Regions from separate parts of the Homo sapiens genome. Here regions 1, 2 and 3 are each linked to region 4. Evidence: chromatin contacts called from ENCODE Hi-C or POLR2A ChIA-PET data. All regions are on one chromosome and are shown on one strand. Each heading gives the region's core, a stretch centred on a gene start or an enhancer-like site at or near the end of the contact. The rest is flanking DNA. Distances are from core to core; before and after follow the strand shown.

Evidence for each region. A loop is a pair of places that touch in the nucleus more often than their neighbours do. ChIA-PET counts read pairs that join two places held with the same protein, here RNA polymerase II (POLR2A). Pooled maps may share reads with other maps.
Region 1: a pooled map shows a loop between it and region 4 (3-fold over the local background). The contact joins the enhancer-like site here to the promoter of GYS1 in region 4. A Hi-C loop is called at or near these places in 1 of 37 single-sample maps with no recorded cell type and 6 of 50 pooled maps. POLR2A ChIA-PET finds 5 or more read pairs at or near these places in 5 of 52 experiments (A673, CD4-positive, alpha-beta T cell, HEK293 and 2 more).
Region 2: a map of CD8-positive, alpha-beta T cell shows a loop between it and region 4 (28-fold over the local background). The contact joins the promoter of AP2A1 here to the promoter of GYS1 in region 4. A Hi-C loop is called at or near these places in 1 of 168 maps with a recorded cell type or tissue (CD8-positive, alpha-beta T cell), 1 of 37 single-sample maps with no recorded cell type and 7 of 50 pooled maps. POLR2A ChIA-PET finds 5 or more read pairs at or near these places in 1 of 52 experiments (CD4-positive, alpha-beta T cell).
Region 3: a loop to region 4 is called in a pooled map, with 11 times the contacts of the local background. The contact joins the promoter of PTOV1 here to the promoter of GYS1 in region 4. A Hi-C loop is called at or near these places in 1 of 37 single-sample maps with no recorded cell type and 11 of 50 pooled maps.

The regions. Positions count from the first base shown.
Region 1 is chr19:48,478,993-48,481,692 of GRCh38, forward strand. It overlaps CYTH2 (cytohesin 2), which reads left to right. Exons shown (of 12, transcript NM_004228.7): 12 at 131-2,700. The coding sequence ends at 218. Among named protein-coding and RNA genes, the nearest start is that of CYTH2, 11 kb to the left of the region's middle. Within about 2 kb of position 1,284, at least 29 of the 41 ENCODE cell types and tissues checked have a DNase peak (open chromatin) inside an H3K27ac peak, as active enhancers do; they include A673 and CD4-positive, alpha-beta T cell, where a contact is called at or near this core.
Region 2 is chr19:49,765,517-49,768,302 of GRCh38, forward strand. AP2A1 (adaptor related protein complex 2 subunit alpha 1) reads left to right here and starts at 1,485. Exons shown (of 23, transcript NM_130787.3): 1 at 1,485-1,684. The coding sequence starts at 1,618. RefSeq lists enhancers at 150-1,127, 1,181-1,949 and a silencer at 1,040-1,619.
Region 3 is chr19:49,849,682-49,852,408 of GRCh38, forward strand. PTOV1 (PTOV1 extended AT-hook containing adaptor protein) reads left to right here and starts at 1,478. Exons shown (of 12, transcript NM_001394010.1): 1 at 1,478-1,818. The coding sequence starts at 1,648. It overlaps PTOV1-AS1 (PTOV1 antisense RNA 1), which reads right to left and starts at 1,995. Exons shown (of 4, transcript NR_040037.1): 1 at 1,887-1,995. RefSeq lists silencers at 867-946, 1,387-1,676 and an enhancer at 1,177-1,286.
Region 4 is chr19:48,992,001-48,994,700 of GRCh38, forward strand. GYS1 (glycogen synthase 1) reads right to left here and starts at 1,309. Exons shown (of 16, transcript NM_002103.5): 1 at 995-1,309. The coding sequence starts at 1,112. RUVBL2 (RuvB like AAA ATPase 2) reads left to right here and starts at 1,887. Exons shown (of 15, transcript NM_006666.3): 1 at 1,887-1,923. The coding sequence starts at 1,912. RefSeq lists enhancers at 866-1,005, 1,696-1,785 and a silencer at 1,216-1,575.

The sequences.
Region 1 (2,700 bases), core at 34-2,533, 510 kb before region 4:
CCGGGGGCCTGGACTCCTGGGTCTGAGGGAGGAGGGGCCGGGGGTCTGAGACTCCTCCTGGGTATGAGGGAGGAGGGGCTGGAGGCCTGGACTCCTTGGCCCTCATCCTGGGACCCCTCCCCTTCTGCAGGGCGGCTGTGAGTGTGGACCCCTTCTATGAGATGCTGGCAGCGAGAAAGAAGCGGATTTCAGTCAAGAAGAAGCAGGAGCAGCCCTGACCCCCTGCCCCCAACTCCATTATTTATTACGGAGCTGCCCCGCCTGGGTGGCCGGACCCCTGGGCCTTGGGGCTGTGGATCCTGGTTCCCTGTTTGGAAAATTCACCACCTCTAGCTCCTCACTGTTCTTTGTAATTAACACGCTGTTGGTAATCTTATTAATTATTTAACCACTTGGCCTGCTGACCCCCTCATTTCTTGGGGTTGACAGAGTCGAGGTGCTCCGTGGAGCCAGCCTGTTTCCCTGGACAGGGGCCTGGACCCGCCTGTCTCTGGGTGCTGCCTGGGCTGTCCCGGTGGGTCTGTTCTGGTTTCACCCCGAGCCCAGCAGGAGTGGAGTAAAGGGAGAAGGTTAATATGGTGGGAGTCTGGAGTTGGAATTGGCCGGGGACAGAGTTTAGAATGCAGGGATTCAGGGTCAAGGTCTAGCATTCATTCTAGAAGTTACTTGACAGCCATCAGCCAGTTACGCTACAGCCATCAGCTAGTTCCCATCGTTGCTTTCATGGGGCTTGAGGTCTTTGAGGGGCAGGAGATGAAGCTGGTGAGGTTGTGAGCTGGGCCAGGGCTTTGAGGACAACCTGGAGCTGGAAGAACATGCGACCACCTCAGGGAGGGTCAGGGAAGGATGAGTGGGGAGGTGGCCCATGTCCTGCAAGGGCCTTGCTGATGGGATGTCCTGAAGGGCTGGGCAGCCTTAGATCGGGCTAAGAGGGCAGGACTGTGGGCCAGTGCCAGAGCCAGGCTTGTCTGTTCTCAAAGGATCAGCCTCCTTTGGAGGACATTTTGTGTCAAGGATAGGGCTGAGGACCTGCGTTCTGAACGTCTTTCCTGGGATTCTTGACAGCCAAAGAAATTCGAGGATCGCCTCTATGAAGGTGAAGTCTTGGCATGTGGGGTACCCCTGAATCCTGGGCTAAGGTCTGTGACCTTTTGCCCTCCAGTTGGGGTATGTGTGGTGTCCCCAAAGAACAAGGGCTCGTGGATCCCGAGCAGGGTGCGATGGCGGATTGGGAGGTCCCATGTCACTCTCCCATGCCCGCCTTTGAAGCTGAGGCGCTCTTTAGTTAACAAACTACAAGTCCCAGCAGGGACCGGGACGCGGGTGGGAGAGGCGCCTGTGGCCCCGAGGCGTGCCGCGAGTTGTAGTCCCTCCTGCCCGCTGTGTTCGCTTTTGAGCTCTCCGATGGGATGCGGCGCTTCGGAATTTCGGGCTTTGATCCCTGTCCCGCCCTTGGCCACAGGCACCTGCCGGCCTGAAGGCCCCCGCGGTGGGGGTACCCTGCGCCCCTCCGCGGGAAGGTGGACTACAGTTATCGGCAGGCTGTGCGGCGCCAAAGCCACGGTGACCCAGACCCGAGGTTTTTCCGGGCGTCGCAGTTTCCCGAGACTCCGTGGCGGCGTTTGTCTTCTTTTTCTTAGTCAGATCCCGTACTTTTGTGGAGGGTAGAGGAGGCTTTGACCGCCGCGGCCCCGGGGGCTGGTGGGAAATGGAGTTCCAAATGAGAAAATAGAATTCCCCACTTCTCTTTCCCACAGGTGCCAGGGAAACGGAGTCATCGACCCAAGAAGGTCGTGGGAGATGAGGTCCCAGGGTAAACAGCGGGTCCCGCCACTATGTCACCCTTTCCTGCCGCCTCCCCGGATGAACTGCATGCAGGGCGGCCGGCTCCGTGGCAGGCAGAGGCAGGAAGAGGCGCGGAGCCCGCTGGTGGCGAAGAGGGGAGTGCGGCGGGAGGGGAGGGCAGAGGCAGGCGGCCGGTCGCGTGGGGCCTGGGCCGCCCCAGGAGGGCCTCTGGCTGGATTCTTAGCAGATGGAAGCCGTGCAAGGGCAGGAGGCAGGGGCCTGACGTGTTTGGATTGAGGTTGCAGGAGGGGCCCCTGGCTGCTTCAGGGAGAATAATTTGGAGGCGAGCGGGGAGGTGAGAGGAAGCTGTGCGGTGCAGGATGGCGTGGCTGTGGAGGTGGAGAACGTTGGGCCACGCTAGGAGTCTTGAAAGAGGAGCCAAAAGGACTTGCTGAGAGCCGCCGCAGCTGGTGAATGACGGTGCCATGACTGAGGTGGTCGAAAGGGAGTATTTAAGGGGAAATCAGGCATTCCGTTTTGACCAAATTAAGCTGGAGATGCCTGTGGAACATTCCAGCCAGGCTGCATCACGTCACACTGACCTTCAGCATTGCCCACAGTCCATCTTCCCCCAGGACCTGAGGATTTTGCGTCCGGCTCCCTCCTCGCCCAGGACCCCCAAGCTCCCAGCACGCTTCTGATTTTTTTTGTAGGTTTTTTTTTTTGTTTTTTGTTTTGTTTTGTTTTGTTTTTGAGAGGGAGTCTCACTTTGTGCCCTAGACTGGAGTGCAATGGCGCCATCTCGGCTTACTGCAACCTCCACCTCCCAGGTGCAAGCGATTCCCCTGCCTCAGCTTCCCGAGTAGCTGGGATTACAGATGTGAGCCACCGTACCCAGCTAATTTTTGTATTTTT
Region 2 (2,786 bases), core at 235-2,734, 770 kb after region 4:
CTGTGACTAAAACAGCTGAGCAATTTCTGTCCTCCTGGAATCCAAAATGGACTTTCCCAGGCCCCATTCCTGGAAACCCAAATGGACGCATCCATTGAGCCTGGAAGGTGGGCTCTTCTCAACCTCCTTTCCATCTCCCAGGATTCAGAATGGCCATTCCAAAGGTCCAGAACACACCCCCAAGGCTCATTCCAGGAATTCTTGGCTTCTGAGATTAGAAAAGGCTGATGGGGTGGAGTTTTGTTCCTACAGGTGACAGAAATGGACTCTTCCAGTTCCCTTTGTCCCAAATTTCTCAATCTCCTGGGGCGTTGGGAGTTCTGGCCGTTTTGCCTTCCCCAAAGCCAGTTTACCAAAGAGTCTCTGGGGAGCTGGGGGTTGGGGATGGAGGCTGGGGCTGGGCCAAAGCAGATTCACCTATTTCTTCTTTTAACAAATGTTGTTGAAACTGTTCAAGGCCAGGTCCCATTCTTGCCCAGAAGGAGTTCCCAGTCTGGAGGAGACAATCAATTTTGGTTTGATATCTGCTACAATGGAGGCTGCCCGAGAGACACTGCGGTTGGACAAAAAAAAAAAGGCAACATATATTGAAAAGTAAGCCAAGATACGGTTTACGTTTATTTCTGCTTTTTCACTTCCAAGCTGTGTGGCCCTGGGCAAGTCATTCGCCCTCTCGACCTAAGTTTTAACTTCTGCTTAATGGGACTAGCCTTGAATTACTGTTTTTCACTCTGAGATTCTAGGTCTCCTGACAACTCAAGTCCCGACACGTTGGCTGCAGAGAAGGGGGGAGGGGAGGAAGGCTTCCTAGAAGAGGATTTCAGCAGTCGGGGGTGACAGTGGAGGGAGAAAGGGAACACGGAGACGCTTGCGCAGTAAACACCGCACGCTCTCTTGCCTCGCCCAACCCCTTCTCTGCAGCAGGGAATTGCAGGCGTCGCTCCACCTATCCCAGCCGAGCGGAGTGACACCCTCCCCTCTTTCCTTCTCTACTGATCTTCGCCTTCCGCCCGCCCCACAGCCGCCCAATGGAGGGCTGAAGTAGGACAGATCTCGCCAATCCGCGACGCCTGCGGGGCAGGTCTACCCGTTCATTGGTCCCAGTCAACCTAAGTCCCGCCTCCTAGGACCGTTCCCCGCCTTCCTTCACGTCCCTCCCTTCCTCCTTGGAGAGCCGCTAGATCCAATCAGTGTTTGACCTGGCCGCGCGGAGGGGGCGGGCCCATGATACGCAATCGAACCCCGCCCGTCTCTCGGGCAACGCCTCCTCCCCCCCCTCCCCAGCTCCCAAACGGAAATAGCGGAACACTGGGCCAATCGTAGCGTCGTGCCTTTGCTTGGCGGCCAATGAGAGAGGAAGTGGGGGAGAAACCCGCCTGTGAGCGGCAGGAGCTCAAGCCAGTGGGCGGCTCAGAGCTCCGGACCGCGGGCGGAGGGGAGGGGCAGGGGGCGGTGCCACGGCCTGCCAGCCCGCCCGCCCGCCCGCCAGCCAGCCCTCCCCGCGGCCGGCTCGGCTCCTTGGCGCTGCCTGGGGTCCTTTCCGCCCGGTCCCCGCTTGCCAGCCCCCGCTGCTCTGTGCCCTGTCCGGCCAGGCCTGGAGCCGACACCACCGCCATCATGCCGGCCGTGTCCAAGGGCGATGGGATGCGGGGGCTCGCGGTGTTCATCTCCGACATCCGGAACTGTGAGCGCGCGGCCGGGGGACACTGGAGACGCGGGGGAGGGGGGAGCGTGAAATTGAGGGGTTTGGGGATCACAGAGGGACCCGGGGGATCAAAAGCCTCTGCGGCCGTATAGGGACAGCATAGATGGGCCCCAGGAAGAACTTTAGAGTGGGGGGCACGTAGGGGCTTGGGGTGTCATAGAGTGCCTCTTGAGGTGACGACACGGAGTAGCTAGAGGGGTCCGGGAGGGCTTGAAAGGGGAGGAAGCCAGTGAGGTCCCGGGGATGGGAGCATAGAGGTGTCCCCTGGGAAAGACTGAAAAGCTGGGGGATCTTACAAACGATGGGGTTAGAGGGATTCCCAATGTAGAGAAGAAGTGAAAGAAGTGTATGGCGGGGGTGCCCTGTGGAGCGATGGAATGGGAAGAGGCCAGAGGGGACCTGGAGGAAGTGGAATGCCGGAAGCCTAATGAAGCAGGGCTTGAGGACCTGGGATAGGGGGTGTCATACAGGGGAAAGGGGTTAGATAGGTCACCGAGGCTCCTGGCCAGTGGTATAGAGGAGGCCTGAGAGTGGTTGAAAGTCCATGAGTTTGGGGCAGGGAGATGATGGGACGGGGAGACTATAAGGACACCCTGGTGAAGGATAGAGGGGCTTCAGGGTGGGAGATTGCCTAGAAGACATGGAAGGCAGTGTGGAGGGGGCTAGAGGGGCAGCTGAGGGGAAAGGAGGGACCCAAGGAACACAGAGGAAAAGAGCTGTCGGTGTAAGGTCTTGGGAGAACCTGTGACAGGGAACGGGGGGCCAGGAAAGAAGAGGACATTAGAGTAGGGGATTGGGGAAAGGGTAGAAGAAGGAGCGCCCAGACCTCAAGGAAGGCGTTGGGTTCTGAAGTGCTTGAGGGGTAGATATCTGGAAAGCTGGGAATAGGGGAAGTCTAATCCCAGAGAGAGGTCAGGGGTCAGGCAGCAGGACAGGCAGGGATCTGAGCCCTTTTCTATTTGACCACAGTAATATGGGGACGGTGGTCCCTGCCAGGAAGAGTTGTCGTGACGATGGGAATCCTGGCGGCAAGTCAGCTCTCAACTCCTGGGAATGGCTGTGGGTGATTGGAGCTGCCAGG
Region 3 (2,727 bases), core at 228-2,727, 860 kb after region 4:
GTTTGGCCACAATGCAGGTTGGATTTGGGGTTTAAGGCTGGGCTCCAGTCAGCCCTCGGGAGCCCCTGGGCAGGAAAACATGGACAGGCCTACGGGTTCTTCTGCCATTTCACTGGCCACTCCTCCGTGTCCTTTGCTGGTTGCTTCTCATTGTCGTGACTGCTAAAGGGATGAGTGTCCCAGTCTCTTTGTGAGCTCATCCAGTCTCCATTCAAACACTGATGACTCCCGAATTTCTCTCTCCAGGCTATGACATCAATATCTATCTACATTGTTTAGTCAACATCCGAAACAGAAGTAGGGACTCCGTCTCTAACCTCCTACAGCTGTGTCTATTTCTCCTCTCTACCTTCACTCGACTCCGCCCACACTGGCTCCCTTTTATTCCTTCTACTTTCAGGATTTGTCTTTGCTGTTCTGTCCTCTTTGCACACTTTTCCAGCCATCTGGAATGGCAGGTTGCTCACAGGTCGTTTTCTTGACTTCCCTTGCTTGCTAACTTTACCTCGCTATGGTCATATCCCATCGCCCTGTGGATGTGCGCTAGTTAACACTTAGCACAGCCTGTGATTATGTCTCTCCCCAGTGGACCGTGGGGCCTGTGAGGGACGTGGTCTGATTCGGTCGTCGCCGAGCACAGAACTGGACAGGGTACTCATAACAGATTTTTGTTGTTGTTTTTAAAGAAAAGCTAACATTTGAGTAGTGACTGCGCCAAGCAGTCAAGCACAGCCCCTCGGGCTCGATCCCCATAACCACTCTAGGGTTAGGTATTACCCACGTTTAAGGAACAAAAATCGAGGGAAAAATCTTATACAACTACTAGTAAGTAGTCATTCCATTTTAGCAGAGCGAATGAGCGAATCCACGGAAGGCCGGGGAGCGACGTGAGTGGCGAGAAGCTTGGAGTCGCCAGGGACGGCGGGCGGAGCCTGGGCGCCGGGGCTAATGGGCGGAGCCTCCAGGGACAGCTGGCCCCGCCCAGGCCGCGCGGGGCCCGCTGGGAGTTGGAGTCCCTTGCCCACCTCGCCACGTCACCGACTGCAAACCTTCAGCTGTCTCAGGCTCGGGTGCAATCCGTACCCTCAGTGGGTTCCCTTTCAGTGGGTTCCTTTGTCCCCAGGCCCATTATTCCGTCCTCCCCTCTTCCCTGATGTATTTTGGCGCGGTCTCCTGGCTCTGCGGGCCCAGGGCTCCGGATGAGGTCTCCCGCCGTCCCGACCCCCGCAAGGGGCCAGCTTGGTGTCGCCTTCGTTCTTCTGCCACCCCATTCGGTAGGGGCTCCCGTTCCCGCCACGCCCCCTGAAGTTGTGGCTCGCGCGTCTTCCCAGGACTCCCCCGCGCCGGAGAGGCCCGCAGGACCGCCGAGCCCACACTCCGCTCCCGCCCGGGCCCCGCTCCCCCGCGCCGCCTTGGTACGCTCCGGCCACGCCCCCTCGGACGCGCTTGGTACGCGCCGGGCTCCCCCGCTCGCCTCAGTGGTTCGGCCGCGGCGACCCCACTCCGGCGGCGCGTCCCCCGAGCTTGGTACGGCTCAGCCCGTCTCCCCCGAAGCCGCGCGCCCGCGCCCGCGCCCCTCAGTCGGTGGAGCCCGCAGCCCCCCTTGTGGCCCGCGGCAGCTCCCCGCCCGCTCGGCCCGCGCCCGCCATGGTCCGTCCGCGCCGTGCCCCGTACCGCTCCGGCGCCGGGGGCCCCCTCGGGGGTCGCGGCCGCCCTCCGCGGCCCCTCGTGGTGCGCGCCGTCCGCTCGCGCTCCTGGCCTGCCAGCCCCCGAGGCCCGCAGCCTCCGCGGATCCGGGCCCGCTCGGCCCCTCCCATGGTGAGCCCCCCGCCCTTTTTCCAGAGCCTTCCACGGCCCCGCCCCCCCAGCCCCTATCCCGGGCTCACGCCTTTGTCCGCAGCCCCCGCCGCTCCGGGGTGTCCCCTGTGGCCCGAAGGGTGGTCCCGCCCGGGGCCGGGTTCCCCCGTGGAGCACCCGGTGGTTCGCGCCGCGCTCTCCCCTTTGTTGCGCGTTCGGGCCGGGGTGGGGGGTTGGGGGACGGGGGCGGGGCGGGCTCATATTACTGCTGACTCCGCGGCCCGATTTAAACGCGGGCTGGGGGCGGCAGACAGGCAGCCGGCACGCTCGCTTGTTTTTCCTATTGGAGAGTTGCTCGCTCTCCGGGCAGGAAACCTGGAAATGGGGGCGGTTTTGGGGGACAGCGGCGAGGGAGGGGCCCGCGCTTTGTACCAGCGCCCCCAGATGTCGCACCCGTGGGCGTTCTCCCCTGGCGGCCGCTCCGTGCCCGTGGAGTGCGCACCTAGAATACGCGCCCGCGCCCACATGTGGGATGCTTTGATGGACTGCCGTGAGCCCAGACCTTAAACGTAAACATTCAGCTTCGCAGGTACTTTGGGCTGCACACGCTTCTCCGGACCCAAAAGATGCACATGCTTTTCAGAAACCGTAAGGTTTACCTGGGGCTGTAAAACCGCACATCGCGACTTTGCACCGTGCACACGCTTGCCCCGATGTGAGATTTCCCCTGGGTTCGCGCTCGGGTCCGCTTCTTAAATACACTGCCTCAGCGGTGTGGATGGCACAGAGCTGTGGCAGCCCTACTGAAACCTTAAACAGGCTTCCTGGGGTCATAAACATGGATACCGAGACTTAGATCACCTCCCACAACTTAAACGTACCCCTTCACTCCACTGCCTTCGCCCCTTCCTGCAGCATTCGCATCTAGTT
Region 4 (2,700 bases), core at 59-2,558:
TTGCTGACCTGCCTCCCAATTTCCTCTCCCTGACTAGGGACACCAGCATGCAGGGCTCTGCCTCTCCCATGACCCTATCCCAGACCCAGGAGCCCCAGCCCCCAGCCTCCTCCCATCCTGGAGCCCAGGCCCTGGCGATACCCGGCTGGGTGTTCACGGGCCCCCTCTCCTCCTGGGAGACACAGTCCCTTTCTCCTCCAAGACCCAGCAAAGCAACCCCCCAGACCCTGCTCTTTGAGGTGTGAGATTGGCTTGTTCCTGGGGATTTCAGCCCCAGCCTTCTCCAAGGCCAGAACCTCAGCTTTCTGAAGCCCAAGACACAGAAATGCAGGCTCCTAGCCCCTCCCATCCTAGGGCCCAGCCTCTGACTAACTTAGGACTTCCCAGCCTTCCCCTATTCCAGTACGCATGTGTCCCAGGCCATGGGCTCCTCTACTCCTAGGAACTAATAGCTCAGGCCCTCAGCTCCTTCAAAGCCCAGGCATTCATTACAGTCTCCAGCCCGTCCCATCTTTATTCTTAAGCAGCCAGATCCTCAGGTCCTCCCACCGCCGCTCAGGCCTCCTATCTCCCAGTCAGCTCTCTCTCAAATCTGGAGTTTTATCCCCTAGACCATGCTGTTAGGGTCATAGGTCTGAAACCCCGGCAGCTTCCCAGGTTTGCACGCAGAAATCCCATCCCCCCATCCCCTTCCCTGTTCAGGACCCAGGTATCTAGTCTCTCGGAAGCCTGCCTCCAGGACCTAGGAGTCTCATTTTAGCGCCCTCTTCCCTAGGACCCAGAACCCGGGCTTCCAGCCTCCTTTCATCTTAAGTCAAACGAACCATCCCTCTCCCACCCACCTCCGGCTTCCCAGCCCCTCCTCAAGGACACAGCCTCCTTGCCCAGGTCACAAGGGTTCCCCTAGTAGCCCCGTCCTCCTACAACTCAGAGTTCCGGGCCCCCATCCACTACTGTCCTTCTCGTCAAGGGCCCCGACGCCTGGCGTGCTCACCCTTGTTAGCCACCTCCCAGGCCACTTCGAAGAGCACTGCGTTCTCCAGGTCGAATTCATCCTCCCAGTCCTCCAGTCCTGGCAGTGAGGACATGGACAAAGTGCGGTTTAAAGGCATGGCTGGCGCAGGAAGGGGGGCTCCGGGGATCTCCAGGTAGGGACCCCGGAGGTGTCTAGGGAATGCACCAGGTAGGGTGCGGGGCCGAGTAGCTGGTGCCCGACGGGAAGCTTGCAAGACGCTCGGCTTCCTATTGCAAGACCGCACCCCTGCCCCGAAGCGTTGGGACCTAGGCAGAAGGAGGCCGCAGCGTCACTGAGCCCACTGGCGCCCCTGCAGTGAAACCTCGCAGCCGCCAGGAGGCGGTGGCCGCCCCCCCCAGCCAGCGCCATTGGCCCACGCCCGGGGGCGGGGATTTCCGCGTGTCCTCATTGGTGGAACGGGTTGGAGTCGCTGTGTCCCGGCCCCGCCTCGGCCGTGAGACCTCCAGGGGGCGGAGCTTGCCGCTGCGCTTTACGGAAACGAGTGGCCTTCAGCTCTGTCAATCTGGAGCTGGAGGCCTCAAAGTGGGGAGGAGGAGGAGGGTGGGATAAAGAGGAAAGGAGCGTGGAGGACGTGTGGTTACTCAAAGAACAGCTAAGAATTTTGCAATCGGCCTGAGCGGGGCGGTGGTGGGGCTGAGCAAAAGGAGGAGGAGCCAGGAGACATTGGGAATGGACCCAGGAGTTCCGGACGCCCGTCTTCCAGCGCAGCCTCGGTGGGAGGGCGGGGCATAAAGTCCCGCCACGCCCCCACAATATTTACATATTTATGAGGAACCATCGAGATCTTTGAAGAACCAGCTAGCCTAGAGGAGCCAGAACATCTCGCTCCTCGCGCGTTTCCGTTTCCGCTAGGACTCTGGCAGTTGGTGAGCATCATGGCAACCGTTGTAAGTGTGGGTGCATGGAGGGTGAGGAGCGAGCTAGCAGTCTCGAGTTTGAGAGAGGAGGATGCTGGAGGCCCTGACTCCTGGGTCTGAGGGAGGGGGGATCTGGGGGTTCAGACTCCTGGGTCTGAAAGAGGAGGAAGCTCGGCCACCCAGATCTGGGGGAGAAGGGGACATGGGGGCTGGACTTCTGGATCTGAGGCGGGGAGGGGGCTGGGATCCCAGAATCTCGGGTCTGGCCCCATCATGCTATAGGAACTCCAACTTTCAAAATCATCTTGGCGCAACGGCCGGTTCCGCAGTCCTTGGCGCCAGTGTGTGATGAGGAGGGTTGTAGGACCTTGCGCTTCGAGCCATTTGGGAGCCTTGGATTGTTAGTGGTGCCAATGGCACTTGAGTTCCAAGCTGGAAGCACAGGCAGGTACCTGTTCAGTGTGTCTGAGAGCGCGAGGGCGCCTAGTGAGCCTTTAGTGGGAAGAAATTGTCGAGGAACAAGAGAGTCTTAGTGGAGAGGACTGAAGGATTAGGGACCCAGAAATCGGGATCTTGTCATGCTACCGTTTTGGCCATTTTCATATTTCCAGTATTTCACACGGGCTACGTCTCAGTGTAAATGCTCAATAAATTATCACTTGAATATTTGAATGAATGAATACATGTGAATGAAGGAGAGGCCAGGAAACTTGGCCTGGCACCTGCTCAATTACCTGAATAAAGAAGCGATTTTGGCCTGGCGTGGTGGCTCATGCCTGTAATCCCAGCACTTTGGGAGGCCGAGGC